Regions from separate parts of the Homo sapiens genome. Here regions 1 and 3 are each linked to region 2. The links are chromatin contacts, found by Hi-C or POLR2A ChIA-PET in ENCODE. All regions are on one chromosome and are shown on one strand. Each heading gives the region's core, a stretch centred on a gene start or an enhancer-like site at or near the end of the contact. The rest is flanking DNA. Distances are from core to core; before and after follow the strand shown.

Region 1 (2,700 bases), core at 173-2,672, 680 kb after region 2:
AGTCTTGTTGGGAAGATTTATGAGGTGTCTGTTTACATCAATGTGAATTACCAGGGAAGAGACCAAAGGAAGAAGGGCCTATCAAGAAGCTAGCTCAGGCATATGATGATAGGAGTCTAAACTGAGTGGTGACAACAAAAATGGAAAGAAAGAGAGGAATGAGAGTAATTCCTCCAGGAACGAGTCATTAGGGTTTGGTGACTAGATTAATATAGGCATACGGAAGGTGAGGTTATGAAGAGTAAGTCTAAATAATTATAAGAATGGTGCTACAATATGGCCAGGCGCAGTGTCTCATACCTGTAATCCCAGCACATTGGGAGGCTGAGGTGGGTGGATCACGAGGTCAGGAGTTTGAGACCATCCTGGCCAACATGGTGAAACCCATCTCTATTAAAAATACAAAAATTAGCTGGGCGTGGTGGCACGTGCCTGTAACCCAGCTACTCAGGAGGCTGAGGCAGGAGAATCGCAGGAACCTGGGAGGCAGAGGTTGCAGTGAGCCGAGATCACACCATTGCACTGCAGCCTGGTGACAGTGCAAGACTCCATCTCAAAAAAAAAAAAAAAGGTGCTACAATAAACAGAATAGGGAAGTCAGCAGAAGGACCGAGTTTGAGTGAAGTGAGTAAGATGAAAGAAGATGAATATCAATCATATAAGTTGGATTAGAGGTAACAACATTGAAAGTGAATGTGTAGCTAGAGAGCAGAAGGGGCCTTAGCCAAAAATAATGATTTGAGGTTCATCTGCATAGAGGCAATAGGCAATTAAAATCCTGAGTGGTGGAATCCCACCACTTTGGGAGACTGAGGCAGGAGGATCACTTGAGCCCAGGAGTTCAAGGCCAGCCTGGGCAACATAGTGAAACCCTGACTCTGCAAAAAATGAAAAAAAATTAGCCAGGTATGGTGGCATGTGCCTATAGTCCCAGCTACTTGGGAGACTAAGGCAGGAGGATTGTTTGAGTCCAGAAGGTCAAGGCTACAACAAGCTGTGAATGCACCACCGCATTCCAGCCTGAGTGACAGAGTAAGATCCTGTCTCAAAAAATAAAGTAAAAAAATTAATTAATTAAAAAAAATAAAATATTGAGAGTTTGTAAGTTTCTAAAGAAGGACACAAAAGAGCAGTGTTACAGATGCTACTTGTTTCCAACATCCATTCCCCATCTTGACCTCCCTAACCAAATTCCCATTTGGTTCAGCTATACCCCACCTCCCTTCAGCCATGTGCTTCCCTCAAAGGTGTTTCCAGATACAGAGAGTGGATCCTGAGCAATCTAAGCCAACAGTGGTCCATCCCATCTCTCTCAGGAATGTGCACAGGACACAAAACTAGGTAATGAGACAGAAGTAAAGAGCCTAAGGAGGCAGATGGCTCCCCTGTGCCCCTGGACATTGTCCTATTTCTGTCCTAACTCAAAACCTGGAACTGCTATGCCATCCTCCGCCTCTGAGAGTCAGGCTTCATTGAGCAAAATCATCCCTTGATACAATGAGGAACCATGTCTCTGAAATTACTCAAGAACAACCAAACCTCTGAAATCAGTTTCAAACATCTAAAAACCAGTGAAACACAAAAAAGCCTTAGTCAGAAGCTAAGGAAGACAAAAAAAAAAAAAAATTAAGTTAGGTTCTAAACCAGGTGTCAGGAAAGTGAAAAGAAGCTGGAGATTTTGACAGAGCTTAGGACATGCTGGGGTGAAATACCCAAACAGAGATAAAGTGAACGAGACCTAGGAGACAACATTTGGAGGCAATAATCTTTTCTGACCAGCAAATTCAAAGAGCTGCTCTTCACGGGATTCCTGAGGTGATTCTAGGGACAGCAAAAGGTTATTTCTGAACTATTACACACATTCTCTTTTTTAAGAGAAATACTCACATCGACAGGGCAAGTCATTCCAAAACCAGCCTCGATACAGCTATTACTCAGATTCACCTTGTCAGTATGAAAATATGGGTTGAAATGGACTTTGCTACTTGAAATTAAGTGTGATCACACTCAGTAGCCAAGAGAAGCACTCCAATCCAAACTGCAATTATGAGAGGCTGGGAGCCACAGGGAGTGGGGTGTAGCATTCAGAAAAAGAGAAGGGGTTCATTCTCTGGGATTTTCCCTGTTTGCAGCCTGAATCCCACATGAATGTTCTTTCTCTTCCGTCATTCGTTTTTCCTGCGTTCAGCATCCTCTTCTCACTTCTCCCTCACAGTTATCTCTCCCTTGGAGAGAGTAATCTGGACCCTTGGGTGACAGTCATATGTGGCTTTCACGAGCTGCTGGAATTAACTAAAACTCACTCTTTCCCAATAAATCTCCCCTGAGCCGACACACAGCAGCTGCGAATTCCCAGCATGGGCCTGGACAAAATGCTAAGAAAAACTGGCTGTGTTCCTGAATCTTGCTCGTCATTGGTCCCCAAGAATCCTGGACATTGACACCCAGATATTCCAAAACGATTTGTGCTTTTCCAAGCTCGGCTCTTTACTTAACCTGCCTTGAAGATTTGGCACTATAATTTCCCAGAAGTGCAGGCTGGGCTTGTTTTGAGAAAAGGTGAAATGGACAAGAGACAGAGTTCAGAAAATAGTGATTAAATACAAACAGCACCAGCTATTAAGCAAGAGTCAAGGCCAGGAAATGCAAATAAAATTGCCGAGGGTTGTTTAGACAGTGGCCACTCAGAAGGAGAGGTAA
Region 2 (2,700 bases), core at 58-2,557:
ACGTTATTTGTAAACATTTTCATACAAAAAAAGAGATGTAAATTTCTGACATTATTATTTATTTGTCCTTATTATTATTATTATTATTATTATTTTGATACAGAGTCTCACTCTGTCACCCAGGCTGGAGTGCAGTGGCGCGATCTCTGCTCACTGCAAGCTCCGCCTCCCAGGTTCATGCCATTCTCCTGCCTCAGCCTCCTGAGTAACTGGGATTACAGGTGCCCACCACCACACATGGCTAATTTTTTGTATTTTTAGTAGAGACGGGGTTTCACCCTGTTAGCCAGGATTGTCTTGATCTCCTGACCTTGTGATCTGCCTGCCTCAGCCTCCCAAAGTGCTGGGATTACAGGTGTGAGCCACCACACCAGGCCTGTCCTTATTAATTTTTATGATTGCTTGTGAATGAAAGCCCATCTTTTGGCTTTCCATTTTTGCATTTCTGAATGTTACCAAATTTCTCTATCCTCTGGATTTTCATGGTATTCTTTTTCATTGTTCTCTTTTGGAACTAATTACATTCCATCTTTATTTATTATCAGGGTCATTTTACCCTAAATCTTTGCCTTTAGGGCCATTAGCATAGGACTGCAAAGTAATATGGTAGTAAGTCATAGCTCCAAGTTTATCAAAACTATAACTGTCCACTGATGAAAACATTCCCCCATTGAGAATTAAGACCTGTACTTTGGCAGAACCTAAGTTCAAGGTAATGGAAAATGTAAATCTACAAGTGGGTTGGTCAGTAAGAATTATACTGAGAGGCTAATGATAATTTTCATTCATTGGTTCCAAAACTCATGTGTTCTAGCCCTTGAGTAAATACTTATTAGCCACAGGTTCAATGTGCACTTCACATTCTGCAAGACATTGTCCCTGAGCACGATTGGAGCATTTTCTAGGTCTGTCTCTTCAACCTCATATTCATTATTTATCAAGTGTGATGCATGCTGTCTCCAAAACTTTTCTCACACTTGACTCCACTAATACTGCTTTGTTTCAAGTCCTTTTCATCTCCTGCTTGACTTTTGCAATTGTTTTCTAACTGATCCTTTTGCTTTTTCTCTTTCATCCATTTTCAGTGGTGTCAGTAAGCATGATCCAAATGAAATGGACCTCCTGCCCTATTTCTAAACCTGCATTTGGAACTGCTTCCTATCCCTATTTACTTTTTACTGTATTACTCATTACTCCACCTACAGCTTCAGCTGACTCTTCGAACTTGACCACTGGCACCACCTTTTGCTTACTTTGGCTGCATTTTTCGAACTGTATTTTAAATCCTCCCTCTGGCAACACTGCCTTAAGCTATCTTGGTCCAGTCTACACCAGGACTAGGACAATGAGGTCTGGACTGGACTACTGTGGACAGTTCTCTTGCCAAATATGCCCTGGCCTGCCAAGAAAGACTTGGACTTTTCACCACTGAAATGGCTGTTTGTTATGCCATGGATGCTTTATATATGCAGTCTCTGTCTAAATGTCCTCCCTTGCTCCCTACTGGCAGGATTACCATTCAAGAATCTGCTAATGTATTGCCTTCTCTAATACATCTCCCCTAGGCACAATAAAAGTATTCATGCATTCTTATAATACTTGACACATAGCAGTCATAGTACCATTACTCTCAATGGCAAAACTGCAATTACTTTTGCACCACCTAATAAGATTTGTAAATGTTTATTACATGCTGGTCTGTGTTAATCACAGGTATTTCACTGGCATATGTGAATCAGTCAGCTCCCAAACTCTGGACTTCTTAAGGGGGGAAATCTATTCTCTTTTCCTTCAATGTCTTTCCTTCATTGTAGCCCAATTCAAGGCCATATAATTAGTGTTCATAAACACTGAACTAAATTAAATCAAATTGTTTGAGATATACTCAGTTTACCATCTTTTCTTAGACATAGTTAACAAAACAGTAATTTTTCCATATTATGCCACTTAACACATTCAAATTTCAAACTTAATTCTTGCCTGAGTCATTCTTCCAGATGACTGGGTTCAGTCATGCATAGCAATTCAATTTACCCTGATTTTAACCTCTTGTTACAATAATGGCTTCCAGGTCAACAGAAAGGACTTTAAAAGCTATTCCAGTAAGGATTGGTGAAGGTGAAGGGAGAGGAGAACAGGCAATAGCCCAATCATGTTTGGTACATGGCATGTTTGCTGTACTTTCTGTCGTGTGTGTGAGGAGCTCTGTTTAACTGACTTGAGGACTGAAGTACTGAACAAGCAAAGAATTGCTCAACTCCCTAGGTAGGTGGGTCTCAGTCAGTATTGAACAGGCAACCCTGTCATTTCAGTGTGATCTGTACTTGTTGGGAAATTGCTGTATGGTGTATGTACAACGTCTTTGCTGCTCACCAAGGTTGAAAACATTTAGTAGTCCACCCATGGGAAACTGAGAGTCTGTCTAGCCTCCAGCCATTGAAGCTTGAAACAAATTAAGTTCCCATCTCTCTCCTGGCTATTTGGGTTTGAACAATCTCTAAAGTGGTCTAGTAAACAGGCAGACAAGACTCCACTTGAGATGTAACCCTGTGTATAACCTAAAGCTAAGGAAAGTTTATGGAATCAACAGGCTGGGGCATGTTAGCTCTATAGTGAAAAATCAAAGAATTGCAATTTAGAGGTAGGGGTAGGGCAAGCCTGTGCTGTTGAATAAAAATGAATGCAATGTGTTTTGTTTTT
Region 3 (2,915 bases), core at 24-2,523, 630 kb after region 2:
TGAGGTAAGAACTATTATTACCATCTCTGCTTTACAAATGAGGAAATTGAGGCATAGAGACGTAAAGTCACTTGTTCAAAGCCTAGCATCTGGGAAACAGTAGAGGTGGGACTCAAACTCAGAAAGCCTGGCTATAGGCTCTGCTCTGCTGTCTCCCGGGATTGGCCACATGCTAAGCATTGGGGCAACAGCAATGAGGCCCATAGGGTTTCTGCTCTCAAGGAGATCACTATAAATCAGCCCCGGGAGATGATCCCTAAAAGAGAAGTACGTCGTTTGCAAAATGACAGCACAGACGCACGAGTTCTGAACTCTTCCTCAGAGTTTGGGGAAGTTGTTTAGCCCTGCTTTCTGCCCTCTCTATGGGTCACACACATACTCCGAGTGAAGAATGACGGAGTTACCCATCTTCTGGCTCCTTCCCGTGACACTGGCTACCCTATGCTAAAAACCAGCCCCCAGATTCCACATCCCTGAATGTCTTATTTACAGGTTCTGTCATTTTCATGATAACCTTTCTAATGTTCTAAATTTCCTTTCTGTGGGTTGTCAAGCAAATTCATTCTCGGCAGTCAGTAAGAACTCCTTGTTCAAAATGCCACACATTACAGAGTCAATGATTCTAAACACATTTTTTTTTAGTGCATCCAACTTATAAGCTGCAGTGCTAGAAACAAATTCACACTCCCTTTACACTACAGTGCCATCTTTTCCGAGGGTGGGGCTCGCGTTTCTTCACCATCCAGTTTCTCATACGTAGATTATGATTTCTGCTTTTGCCAAACAGGACATTGTTTGACCAAGTCCTTATGGGAGGAAGCACAGCCCAGTGAGCAGAACAATGATTTGAAAGTCCTGGGTTCTATTTTCAGCTCCTCTGTTGACTAGCTGCGCATTCAGCCCTAGGAAGGTCAAAAGCAGAATGGCCTTGCTTTGACGACTTTCTCTGCATGTACAGCTCTAGATGGAAAATATATCAGGCATCTGGCTCTCAGCCTTGAGGAGCTGGTCTTTGGAGAATACATGTGTAGTCACACTTTGTTTTCATTTTTAAAGCAAAAGAACAAAACAAACTCTCTAGGGGGAAAATGGGCTGGTAGAGAATGGAAGAGAGAAACCTAATAACATTTTAAACAATCCAGGAGTTAAGGGATTGCTTGAGTCATTCAGATCAAAGAAGGCTCTTTGGCACAAGTTGGAGTCTCCGGCATTTGAAAATGGAAGAGGCAAAGAGGAGGAAGCTTTGAGAGACTTTTTCAAACCGGGACGGTAGCAGATACTCAGAACTCTGCCTGTAGGGACCAGGCGGGGAACTCAGGCAGGTTAAGGCCTGTGGGCAAACTGGAAAGCCCAGGCCACCTGTGAAGTGGTCTGCTGCTAGTGATACCAGATGCTTGTTGTGGAAGAAGGAAGTTACTCTTGCCAGAACAGCTGAATTTTCAAGAGAAACTGAACATTGAGATTTTTGTCATTAGAACCCCTGATTTTTTTACATGATGAAATCTAATCATCATTTTTAAACTTTTAAAGGGGCACTGAGCAGGCAAGATCAAACATATAGCCTAAGCAATGTACTCCCCATGTCTCTTCTATATGTAGATGGGGTGTGGTTCCTTAAGGGCTTTAGTTGTATGTTCTGTGAATGAATAGAGGCTAGATTCCAGACAAAAATGATTAGCAGTGACTCAACTTTAGCTGCACTTTGGAATACCTGGGTGTTACCTGGGACTGCAGCCTGAGCACTGGGATTTTATAAATGCTTCTCAAGTGATTCCAGCATGCAACCATGAATAAGAACCACTATGTTAGGATATTGCGAGAAGGTTTAAGCATTACAGAAAGTTGGGTTTTAACTTGATAAGATACATAATCTTATCAAGACACATGTGATCTCTGAACATGGATCAGGGAATTGACATTCAATATAAATGGCATTTTCTTTTCTTTTTTTAGACTCTTTTGAGAGTTCCAGTTAAAAACTCTCTAGCATCATTGCTGATGGCCGTAATTAATATCTTTGGGTTCATTAGCAATCAGCTAACAACAGACATCCATTGGCAAAACAAGGGTATAGTGGTAGAGGTCAAACACAACGAAAGCCAAAGGACAAGTGCAAGCCCTGAGCACAGATAAGTATTTACAGGGAAAATTAACTTTTTTTCTGATGGCCATGAAGCAAAATAGACAGTAGAGCAAAGGGAGCCTTTTACAAGAGCAGTTCAATCTTTGTCCACATTCTAATGGCTATAAAACTCACCATGAAGCTAGCAAATGGTGCATACAACTAATACTTTCAGTCTTTTCTTCCTTATTTCACAGGTCTTATGCATTATAAATAACACGACTAAGTCTCAGCGGTTGTATCCATGGCTAGTTCTTATTTCAGCTTTGGTTCCTCTTGCTATTTACTATGTTTCTCATAAAAGATGTTAGTGTGGATTGAGTATATGAAATCATGTACAATGGAATGTTAAATGGGGCATTCCCTCTTGTCTAGGTATATCAGAAGAGGCCCAATACACTTGGTGCCAAGGAAGCTCACCTTCTAAAACCAGATGGTAGCTTGCCTATAAAAGGATACACTAAGAGGTTCTACCCAAGTTATCACATTGGCAGCCTCCAGCTTATCAAGAGAGACTTTAAAGAACTTGGCAGTGGGGATCTTTCTAGAGGGCGTTGTCAATTTAGGAAGCATCTTCGTCTTCATGCCTCACCTTTCCGATAAGTTTGTTTCTTCCTTAATGCAAACAAAATGAGAGACACTTTGATGGGACCACTTGCAGAGCTTGACATGTGTCATCTGGATTTTAACAGACAGATATCATTGAGATATCTGACTCACACCTGAAAACACTGTAACTAGAACTACTCTCTCTCTCTCTCTCTCTTTCTCTCTCTCTCTCTCTCTCTCTCTC

The links. A loop is a pair of places that touch in the nucleus more often than their neighbours do. ChIA-PET counts read pairs that join two places held with the same protein, here RNA polymerase II (POLR2A). Pooled maps may share reads with other maps.
Region 1: a loop to region 2 is called in a map with no recorded cell type, with 2.4 times the contacts of the local background. The contact joins two enhancer-like sites. A Hi-C loop is called at or near these places in 4 of 37 single-sample maps with no recorded cell type and 9 of 50 pooled maps.
Region 3: a map of B cell shows a loop between it and region 2 (2.8-fold over the local background). The contact joins two enhancer-like sites. A Hi-C loop is called at or near these places in 1 of 168 maps with a recorded cell type or tissue (B cell) and 2 of 50 pooled maps. POLR2A ChIA-PET finds 5 or more read pairs at or near these places in 1 of 52 experiments (activated B cell).

What each region holds. Positions count from the first base shown.
Region 1 is chr12:92,501,214-92,503,913 of GRCh38, forward strand. No RefSeq gene overlaps it. Among named protein-coding and RNA genes, the nearest start is that of LINC02397, 36 kb to the left of the region's middle. RefSeq lists an enhancer at 1,615-1,864. Within about 2 kb of position 1,423, at least 6 of the 41 ENCODE cell types and tissues checked have a DNase peak (open chromatin) inside an H3K27ac peak, as active enhancers do.
Region 2 is chr12:91,816,409-91,819,108 of GRCh38, forward strand. No RefSeq gene overlaps it. Among named protein-coding and RNA genes, the nearest start is that of LINC02404, 58 kb to the right of the region's middle. Within about 2 kb of position 1,308, at least 3 of the 41 ENCODE cell types and tissues checked have a DNase peak (open chromatin) inside an H3K27ac peak, as active enhancers do.
Region 3 is chr12:92,444,623-92,447,537 of GRCh38, forward strand. No RefSeq gene overlaps it. Among named protein-coding and RNA genes, the nearest start is that of CLLU1-AS1, 13 kb to the left of the region's middle. RefSeq lists enhancers at 961-1,070, 1,391-1,460, 1,591-1,660, 2,391-2,640. Within about 2 kb of position 1,274, at least 13 of the 41 ENCODE cell types and tissues checked have a DNase peak (open chromatin) inside an H3K27ac peak, as active enhancers do.